Regions from separate parts of the Homo sapiens genome. Here region 1 is linked to region 2. A link is an interaction called in ENCODE POLR2A ChIA-PET data of the cell type or tissue named here. Cell type or tissue: HepG2. All regions are shown on one strand. Links, peaks and the distances in the headings refer to the core of each region. The heading gives the core; the rest is flanking DNA.

Region 1 (5,345 bases), core at 346-5,345, 56 kb after region 2:
CCTCCGGTGGTTTAGTCTCATTTTCTTGCTCTAACTTCTATCCCGCATTTTAAGATGGCGGCTGCTTTAACTGGTTCAGGCTCTTTCCGGCATCTCCTTTCGTAATAATGTGAATTAATATGATTTGTTAAATGTTAACTTTTATATCGCGTTGTGCACTGCTCTAAGATCCTCTGCTCAAAACTTACCTAAATTCAAACTCTTAAACTGTATTTCCCTTTTTTGTGACTTGTATTTGTGTGATGTGTTTGGTTGTTGCACAATCGAAGAGGGTGGAGTGTTTACAGCTAACTTGAAAAAAATGTCATGGAATAAATTCAGCCTTACTAGAAAAATTGTGGAGTGTCGGTGAGTGTTAGAAACTTTGGTTTTAATAGATTACTTTTTTAAAAAGAGTTCTGAGAGGAATGGCAAGAATTTGCCTTTACTAAAATAGACCTGATACTACATTTGCCTGTATTTAATTATGACTGGAGTTTATTTGGCAAGATTGGTGTTTCATGAAAGAGGAAGGTTTAAATCTTCACTCTTAGTATGTATTGATATGAAATCGTGAATTTTGTTTTGGGCCTTCATAACATCGTCATTTTGGGTTATGCGAAATACAAATTTAAATCTTTGTGAAATGAAAGAAAAGAGGAAGAAACGCTTTTTAGGAGTTAAGGATTAAAGTAAAAATTATTTTGAAATAATTACCTCTTTTTGTGACCACTTTAAAGGCCAGGAACATATTGGAGAAGCCTAGTTGTATGTTACAGTGTGGTTTACACAAAGAGCATAACATTCAGTACAAATAAAAATCTTTTCTGTTGGAATTAGTTCAGGCCACTAAAATGTGGAATAGTACCAGATCCATAGCTTTTTGTGCATGTGGAACAGAACACGTTAAAGGAAGGCCTCTGATTTTTTTTCTCTTACAGGTCATACCCAGCTGCTGTGACACCACTTAAATGATTTAAAAGCTTTAGAGAGACAATATAACAGTGGTTAAGAGTGTAAACATTGGAGCAGAAATGCTCCAGTTAGAATTCTAGCTCTGGGCAAGTTTATGTGCCTCTATAAGAAGGGTATCTGTTGTAATATGAACAATAAATGACTGTGTGCCTAATATGTACCAGGCACTGTTTTAGACATTGGGGTGGCAGCAGTGAACAAAACAAATTTTAAGTTCCTAGATTTGTTTTGACGATTAAATGGATTAATGTGCAAATTTGAACAGGCTCTTGGCACATGACACTCCTAGTTATTACTGCTATTTTAATATCACAATTTATAATTTTTAAAAATCGTTTTTGTTTAAGAACTTTGATTTCTAGTTTAGTACTCTTAGTTAACCAGGTTGTCTCCTTTTGTAAATATTTTGAAGATTTATGTAATATAGACACAACATAAAAACTTGGCATATTGGAAAAACCAGTGTTTATGTGAACATTATTGATTCAACTTACAGAAACTTTGACGTGTGCATGTGGTTTGGTTTTTCAGCTGTTAATGTTAAAATCACATGAGGCAACTTTCAAACATTCCACATCCAACAATTTTAGTGAGTGGACAGCTCTGAACTGGAATGCTCTTCGGTTTAGGCACCTCTTCTAGAAATATGGGGTCAAGTAGCCATTGATGTCAGTATGGTATGCTTGTGTTACGTACCTATTTCGAATTTATTCTTGTCTGAAGGTCCCACATTTCAAGTATTATGATATATCTGTATTCCTCGTTAATATTTTACTGAAATGATTATTGGAATAGTTTTAACCTTTAGTCCATTTGATCGAGCTTTTGAATTTATACTTTGCTTCAGCTGTGTTCTTGGAGTAAGTTTTTTGACTGTTAGACCAATCAACTTTTTTCCTGTATTCTTTATTTGAACGAGCTGTAATATGGTCTTAAATAGGGCTATTAAACAACAGGAGTTAAAAGTGGCACTCCAAGTTGATTGGTATTGAGAGCTGTAGACAATTTTACCACTCCCATTAAACAGGGACTACAATATATGTGTTTTAGGGACGTTTGAAGATAAATATGTGAACCAAGCCTAAAAGAATAGCTCATGTTTTCATTGTATACACCCTGTTAAGTTTTCGTAAGGGTTTTTATTTCTGGAAGTATGACTTTAGTGTTTATATATGATTATAAGCAAGCGGCTAGCAGGGAAACCATGGGTAAAGGGTTAAAAAACTCTCATTTGATCTTCGTTTCCCTCCTACCACCACTTCCACTGAGATAATTTCAAGATTATCTCCATCTCGAAATTGAAAAACTTAGGCATAGAGGTTAAGAAGATGACCCAGGTTCATGTTGTGACAGTTGGGATTAGAACCTAGGCAGCCTGGTCCAGAGTATGTGCTCTTAACAACTACAGTTTGATATCATCCTTTAGTTTTTTTTTGTCATTCAGAACGGTTTACTTTTGCATATAGTATTATCTATTACAGTAGTTAAGACAATGCAGTCTCATCTAAACCCTAACTCATTTAATCCTCAAGACAACCATGTGGGATAGATGTGAGAATTTTATAGATGAAGTAACAGGCTCAGAGAAATAGTCGTCTAGTCACACAACTAGTAAGTGACTGGGATTCAAATCAGATAGGCACCAAAAGCTCAAGCTCTTTTTTGAACCATTTCAATTCCTTTTTTTGTTGTTGTTGGAGACGGAGTCTCACTGTGTTACCCAGGCTGGAGTGCAGTGGCGCGATCTCAGCTCACTGCAAGCTCTGCCTTCTGGGTTCACGCCATTCTCCTGCCTCAGCCTCCTGAGTAGCTGGGACTACAGGCGCCCACCACCACCCCCGGCTAATTTTTTTGTTTTTTTAGTAGAGGCAGGGTTTCACCGTGTTAACCAGGATGGTCTTGATCTCCTGACCTCGTGATCCACCCGCCTCAGCCTCCCAAAGTGCTGGGATTACAGGCGTGAGCCACCACGTGGCCTGGCCCTTCAATTCCTGTTTTATAATGTATGTGATTTTAGTTTGTTACCTGAAATAAGCTGCTTTGCTCTCCCACTTATACATCTAAGTAATTGGGAGTTAGCTTTACTCTTAGGTTATAGCTAATTTGTGAGTTAAGATTTTGGCTAATAATATTTTGAAAGTAGAAGTGGATTTAATTCTTTTGGGGTAGTCTCTTCAAGCACTGAAAACTAACATGTGCCAGTTAACTGCTTAGGATGTCTTAGAGTGAACAAAATATATTTATTGTCCCCAACTAGTATATAGGCTGGGTAAACTGTCTTGCATGTGTTTCATATATGGTCCTCAAAGCTTGTTGATAGCCAGCTCACTTTCTGTGTAGGATAGTTGTGACTGAAGGATGCTGATAATAATAGGACCTCAGTATTTGTTTAATTTGAAAAAGGATGCATTACTGACACTGCATACTTTTCTTTCATCATGCTCATCTGCAGTGTTGATTCTAGTTTTTGTTATTTATACAAATAAAAAGTTGAATGCTCCATCACTGGGATGAACTACTGTGTCACTAGATTGCTCTGTCAAACTTTGCCCCTGAGTTTAGGTGACCCTTTTTATCCAAGACAGGCAATCTTTGAGGATTCTCCACAGCATGTTGCTATAATCTATCTATTAAAAAAGAAACTAGGTTCGTAACACTGAGATAAAAAAATGTTTCAGATTAAAATCTCAAACCTAGGTTGGTTTTTGCATTCTTTTTTTAAATAGCAGTTTTCTTGTATCTGTTAGCGTATAGAAGAGCTTACTGAATATTATATATTGTTGGGTGTGACATGAATTACATTTATATTCCAGAACATTTGGAGTTTTTAAAAAAATTTTGTGGGTACATAGTTGGTGTATATATTTATGGGTTGCATGAAATATTTTGATACAGGTATGCAATGCATAATCACATCAGGGTAAATGGGGTATATACCTCGAGCATTTATCCTTTGTGTTACAATCCAGTTATACTTGTTTACTTATTTTTAAATGTCAGATTGTTTAGAATTTAAAAAAAAAAATACAGCTGCATGGGGGTCTTAGACTTACTAAATCATTTTCCCTGGAAACACATAATTTTGAAAATTTTCTAGGTGATTCTGAAGCTCCTCTCTGATTAAGAACCACAGATACAAGGGAGTAAAGGTCCTAATCTGCATTAGACGTAGTATTCTAGTCCCAGGGAATAAATGAGGAAGATGGTCCTTATCTATGGTAATCTCTGCGTTCAGTGGTGAAAATAAGCATGTAAACACATGAATAGTTGTTTGTCACTTTGTAATTTACCTTTCAAGAATATTAGATCTAGTAGGGGAGGTATTTAAAATAAATTTTCTATACTGTATTTTTTGTACTAGTATTATTACAATGTGATTTGTCTTTTATTATAATGACTTAATTCCCCTTGCCAAAACCAGTATTTTGAAATTAATGAAATAAAACTCTCCATTCTTGGAAATGTTGTGGTCTTGAGCTTGCTACCATAGCAGTGTTATTTCATAATTAAAAATGAATGCATTCACCAAATATCTTACTGCCCAGTTTCTCTTATTAGATAAGATTTATTCAGAATTGTATCCTCAACCTTGTTATGTAGGGAAGGGAAAAGTTTAGGGAAGTATTTTTATACTTTGTTGAAACATCTGATTTTTATCTCCTAATGATACTTTCAACATAATCTATTGTAAAAGAGACCTTCAACTTTTCATAGCTGAATTTGTCGTATTTAAATGTTTGTCAATTGTGAATCATGATTTCTTGTACCTTTTTCAGTATGAAATACTTACATTAATCCTAACCTTGCTGTAATTTCATGGCTAATGTGTAATTGAATGTTTTCTACTACTGGGCAGCTGTTTGGCTGTTAATCTTTGTTTTTTTTGTTTGTTTGTTTGTTTTGTTTGTTTTAATGTCCATAAAACACCCTTCTTGCTTTCATGGAGCAGAGCTTCAAATCTAAATTTGGGTTTCTTTGCCCATTTTTAAATAATGCTTACAAAAGAATGGCTTTGAATAATGTTAAGTGACTTTACCTTCAGTGGTGATCGAAAGAAAATTAGTAATATTCAATCCATTCTTAGTACCTTGTGTAATGAACACGCATGCTTGTTTCACCTATAATTACGACTAAACAGGAAGTTAATACCTTGTCAGTGATGCAGTGAGATACTGTGCAGTGCCTACTGTTAAACCTTAAGATAAAAAAGGATTTCTCAGAAGAAATTTCAAATTAAAATGTGTTTTAAAGGGACTATTTGGAGTTTTGTGAAATTGTTCATATCTTTTTGCCAAGCATCCTTCTCTTGAAATAACCATGTTTCTGAAGTTTGTTGTTCCCTGCCTTGATATTCGCATCTACATATTTTATACAGACATTTCATAACATTA
Region 2 (5,833 bases), core at 511-5,510:
TATTGAGAACATTCCAAATTTTCTCTCCTATTTTGAAATATACACTAAAATTACTGATAACAATAGTCACCCTATTATGCTATTGAATACTAGAACTTTTTCTATATAACCGTACTATAGTGCCCATTAACCAACCTCTCTTCATTCTCTCCCTCCCTACCCTTCCTGGCCTCTGGTAACTACCATTTGACTATCTCCATGAGATCAACTTTTTTAGTTCCCACATATGAATGAGTACATAGAATATTTCTCTGTCAATTAAGGCTGATTTTATATGAAGAAAGATAAAATACAGAAGAATCAAACAAGAAACTTAAAAAAAATTTTACATGTGCTAGTCTCTATAGATCTGTTTGATATATGTTCAGCTATTACAGATATTTTAGATACTTTGAAAGGAAAATATTACTAACTGTAAATAATGTGCAAAAAAAATTTTTTTTTTTTTTTTTTGAGACAGCGTCTCGCTCTGTTTCCCAGGCTGGAGTGTGTGTCGTGTTAGCTCACTGCAATCTCCACTGCCCGGGTTCAAGCGATTCTCGTGCCTCAGTGACCTCCCGAGTAGCTGGGATTATAGGCGCACGCCACCACACCCAGCTAATTTTTGTATTTTAGTAGAGATGGGGTTTCACCGTGTTGGTCAGGTTGGTCTCAAGCTCCTGACCTCAGGTGATCCACCCACCTTGGCCTCTCAAAGTGCTGGGATTACAGGCGTGAGCCACCGTGCCTGACCAAATAAAATAATTTAAAATATATTTTTTTTTTAATGAGATAGTCTCACTCTGTCACCCAGGCTGATGTGCAGTGGCATGATCTTGGCTCACTGCAACCTCTGCCTCCCAGGTTCAAGTGATTCTTGTGCCTCCGCCACCCAAATAGCTGGGATTATGGACGTGCGCCACCACACCAAGCAAATTTTTGTATAAAATAATGTATTTTATTCAGCATATTATTTATTTTTGTCTTAGGATTATAAAAAATAACATTTATGTATTTATTTGGTAAATGTATCTCTTTTTTGGTATGTAAATACATAGGCTGTAAATGCTTAAAAAATAAGGCTATATTGCATTTTTCACTTAATGGTATGTCAGATTATTATATTATTTCCCCAACTCCTTAATATCAGTTGGAAACATAAATTTTAATGGCTGCATCTACCTATCATGTTCCCCACTCACAATATAAGAGATACAAGGGGGCTGGGCGTGGTGGCTTACGCCTGTAATTCCAGCACTAAGGGAGGCTGAGGTGGGCAGATCACTTGAGGTCAGGAGTTCGTGACCAGCCTGGCCAACATGGTGAAATCCCAACTCTACTAAAAATACAGAAAATTAGCTGGGCATGGTGGCACACGCCTGTAATCCCAGCTACTCAGGAGGCTGAGGCAGGAGAATCACTTAAATCCCGGAAGTGGAGGTGGCAGTGAGGTAAGATCTCACCACTGCACTCCAGCCTGGGAGACAGAGAAGAGACTCTATCTCAAAAAAATAAAAAAAATAAAAAATAAAAGAAAAAGAGAGATACAAGGGCAGGGACCTTATTTGTCTGATCATCTGTGTCCCCAGTGTCTATATAACGTCTGGCTCAATTTATTTAACTTACTTTTGTTTGAAGTGTTTAATTTACAGTTCAGTTTATTGAGCTTTGTGCTTTTTGTTTGTTTGTTTTTGAGATGGAGTCTCGCTCTGTCGCCCAAGCTGGAGTGCAGTGGCATGATCTTGGCTCACTGCAACCTCTGCCTCCCGGGTTCAAGCGATTCTCCTGCCTCAGCCTTCTGAGTCACTAGGATTACAGGTGCCTGCCAAAACGCCCTGCTAATTTTTATATTTTTAGTAGAGATGGGGTTTCACCATGTTGGCCAGGCTGGTCTCAAACTCCCATCTGCCTGCCTCAGCCTCCCAAAGTGCTGAGATTACAGGCATTAGCCACCGCACCTGGCCAAGCTTTGTGTTTGTGAAGCGCTCAGTTTGATGAGTTTTGTAACTATATGGACCTATAAACACCACCTAAGACAAAATACATTTCCATTGCCCCAGAAAGTTTGCTCTTGTAGTACTTTCCCAATCAATCCCCCCCTTCTGATTTTTATTAAGTGCTTACTAAACATTTTCTGAAAGAATAAATCAATTTCTCATTGTTAAACAAATTTTTACTATATAATTATTACTATAAAAATTAAATATTTACTATATAATTATTAAGTATCTACTAATATGGTTTGGCTCTGTGTCCCCATCCAAATCTCATCTCAAATTGTAATCCCATAATCCCCACGTCAAGGGAGGAACCTGGTGGTTGGTGATTAAATCATCAAGGCAATCTCCCCCATGCTGTTCTCCTGATAGTGAGTTCTCATGAGATCTGGTTTTAAAATGGGCTCTTCCTGCTTTGCTCTTCACTCTTCTCTCCTGCCTCGTGAAAAAGGTGCCCCTTCCACCATAATTGTAAGTTTCCTGAGGCCTCCCTAGTCATGCGTAACTGTGAGTCAATTAAACTTATTTCTTTTATAAATTACCCAGTTTGGGGTAGTATTTTTATTTTATGTTTTTATTTCTTTTATAGCAGTGTGAAAGCTAATACAGTAAATTGCTACAACAGAGAGTTGGGTACTGCTATAAAGATACCTGAAAATGTGGAAGCAATTTTGGAACTGGGTAACTGGCAGAGGTTGGAACACTTTGGAGGGCTCAGAAGACAGTAAGATGTGGGAAAGTCTGGAACTTCCTAGAGACTTATTGAATGGTTTTGACCAAAATGCTGACAGTGATATGGACAATAACATCCAGGCTGACGTGGTCTCAGCTGGAGATGAGGAACTTACTGGGAAATGGAGCAAAGGTCACTCTTGCTATGCTTTAGCAAACAGACTGGTGGCATTTTGCCCCTGCCCAAGAGACTGATGAAACTTGAGAGAGAGATGACCTGAAATCGGAACTTAGGTTTAAAAGGGAAGCAGAGCATAAAAGTTTGGAAAATTTGCAGTCTGATGATGCAACAGAAAAGAAAAACCCAGCTGGGTGCTGGTGGCCCATGCCTGTAATCCTAGCACTTTGGGAGGCTGAGGCGGGCAGATCATGAGGTCAAGACATCGAGACCGTCCTGGCCAACATGGTGAAACCCCGTCTCTACTAAAAATACAAAATTAGCTGGGCATGGTGGTGCACACCTGTAGTTCTACTCGGGAGGCTGAGGCAGGAGAATCACTTGAACCCAGGAGGCGGAGGTTGCAGCAAGCTGAGATTGTGTCACTGCACTCCAGCTTGGGTGACAGTGTGAGACTCTGTCCCCCTCCTTCCCCCCGCCCCCCCAAAAAAAAGAAAAACCCATTTTCTGGGGAGAAATTCAAGCTGGCTGCAGAAATTTGCATAAGTAACAAGGAGCCAAATATTAATTGCCAAGACAATGGGGAAAATGTCTCCAGGACATGTCAGAGGTCTTCACAGCAGGCCCTTCCATCACAGGCCCAGAGGCCTAGAAGGAAAAAATGGTTTTGTGGGCCAGGCCCAGGGCTTTGCTGCTTTGTGCAGTATTGGGACTTGATGCCCTGTGTCCCAGCCATGGCTAAAAGGGGCCAACATACAGCTTGAGCCACTGCTTCAGAGGGAGCAAGCCACAAGCCTTGGTGGCTTCCATGTGGTGTTGGGCCTGTGGGTGCATAGAAGTCTAGAATTGAGGTTTGGGAACTTCACCCTAGATTTCAAAGGATGTATGGAAACACCTGGATGTCCAGGCAGAAGTCTACTGCAGGGGTGGAGCCTTCATGGAGAACCTCTGCTAGGGCAGTGCAAAGGGGAAATGTGGGGTTGGAGCCCTCACACAGAGTCCCCACTGTGTCACTGCCTGGCAGAGCCATGAGAAGGCGGCTACCTGCTCCAGACCCCAGAATGGTATATCTAACAACAGCTTGCACCATGCATCTGGAAAAGCCGCAGGCACTCGATGCCAGCCCTTGAAGGAGCTGCCCAAGGCCATGGGAGCCTACCCCTGGCATCAGTGTTCTCCAGATGTGACATGGGGTCAAGGAGAACATTTTGGAGCTTTATGATTTAATGACTGCCCCACTGGATTTCAGACTTGCATGGGCCCTGTGGCCCTTCTGTTTTGGCCAATTTTGCCCATTTGGAATAGGTGTATTTACCCAGTGCCTGTACTGCCATTGTATCTTAAAAGGAACTAACTTATGTTTTATTTTACTGGCTCATAGGTGGAAGGGACTTGCCTTGTTTCAGATGAGACTCTGTACTGTGGACTTTTGAGTTAATGATGAAATGAATTAAGACTCTGGAGGACTGTTGGGAAGGCATGATTGATTTTGAAATGCAAAATGAATGTGAAATTTGGGAGGAGCCAGGGGTGGAATAATATGGCTTGGCTCTGTGTCCCCACCCAAATCTCACCTCTTATAATCCCCATAATTTCCACATGTTGAGGGAGGAAACTGGTGGGAGGTGATTGGATCATGGGAGTGGTTTTCCCCATGCTGTTCGCATGAGATCTGGTTTTATAAGGGGCTCTTGCCCTTTCACTCCTCACTCTTCTCTCTCCAGCCTCCTTGTGAAGAAGGTGTCTGCGCTCCCTTCTACCATGACCGTAAGTTTCCTAAGGCCTACCTAGCCATGCAGAACTGTGAGTCAACTAAACCTCTTTCCTTTATAAATTACCCATTCTTGGGTATTATCTTTTTTTTTTTTCCAGATGGAGTCTTACTCTGTCACCACGCTGGAGTGCAGTGGCATGATCTTGGCTCACTGCAATCTCCACCTCAGGGGTTCAAGTGATTCTCCTGCCTCAGCCTCCTGAGTAGCTGGGATTACAGGTGTGCATCACCAAACCCAGCTAATTTTTTTGTATTTTTAGTACAGATGGGGTTTCACCATGTTGACCAGGATGGTCTCGATCTCCTGACCTCATGATCTGCCCACCTTGGCCTCTCAAAGTACTGGGATTACAGGCATGAGCCACAGCACCTGGCCTCTTGAGTAGTTACCTTTATAGCAGTGTGAAAACAGACTAATACACCTACTATGTAGAGATACTGTGCTAAATGCAAATACAGTAGCTGTCTTATTTATATCTATGTAACCAGTGCTTAGTAATTTGCACATAACAGGACTTCAGTAAACAACTAATTCAGTTTATCTGTGGTATAAATCCAGATTTTCATATACTTGGAACCAGGTTTCTTTTGTCTGTAAAGCAGGAATAACAACTGTAAGCTCATTTGTTCAACAATATTTACTTAGTACCTACCACACTCCACAAACTGCACTATGTGGGGATACAGGCTAATAGATAAGGTCCCTTCTCTCATAGGGTATATATTTCAGAGGACAGAGACTATAAACAAGTGAACAAATAAACAAGATGATCACAGACTATAGTAACTGTTATAAAGGAAATAAAGGATGACATAAGAGAAAAACTAACCTGGGGCAAAGCAGTAGGGTGGCTGCAATTTTAGGTAAGGGGTCAGGGAAGGTTTCTGAAAAAAGAACCTTTAAGCAGAGACCTAACGAATGAGAAGCCAGGAGCTCAAGCACTTGAGCGCAGAATTTTCAAGGCACAAAGAAAAGTAAAGAGTCTTCTAACTTCATAGGATTGCTGGGAGAAACGAATGAAGTAGGAACCCACTCAGTAAAAACTACAGAACACAATTCAAACTATTAATGCATTCTGCCTTAAAACTATATAGTTAGGTAAATATTTGTCTCCTCCCCAACTAAACAAAAAATCCCTAACTCCCTACCCTTTAACAGAGACTTACATAAACCAAGACCTCAGTAAGTTTTAGCCTAATTGAGTTTGTACTCCAATAAACTGGCATTTGAGA

The links. Peaks named below come from ENCODE experiments on the same cell type or tissue, not always from the same donor. Only the 100,000 strongest peaks of a DNase experiment are listed, where the experiment ranks them.
Region 1: POLR2A ChIA-PET joins it to region 2 with 5 read pairs; 34 of 35 experiments call an interaction of 5 or more read pairs at or near these places.

What each region holds. Positions count from the first base shown.
Region 1 is chr4:102,820,242-102,825,586 of GRCh38, reverse strand. The region is part of intron 2 of UBE2D3 (ubiquitin conjugating enzyme E2 D3); the gene reads left to right. Among named protein-coding and RNA genes, the nearest start is that of UBE2D3, 4.6 kb to the left of the region's middle. RefSeq lists an enhancer at 1-389. In HepG2, for the core only: no CTCF peak of the experiment used is centred there; no DNase peak of the experiment used is centred there; H3K4me3 peaks cover 2,197 bases.
Region 2 is chr4:102,875,611-102,881,443 of GRCh38, reverse strand. All of the region lies in intron 1 of CISD2 (CDGSH iron sulfur domain 2), which reads right to left. Among named protein-coding and RNA genes, the nearest start is that of CISD2, 9.5 kb to the right of the region's middle. In HepG2, for the core only: no CTCF peak of the experiment used is centred there; a DNase peak (open chromatin) is centred at 2,863.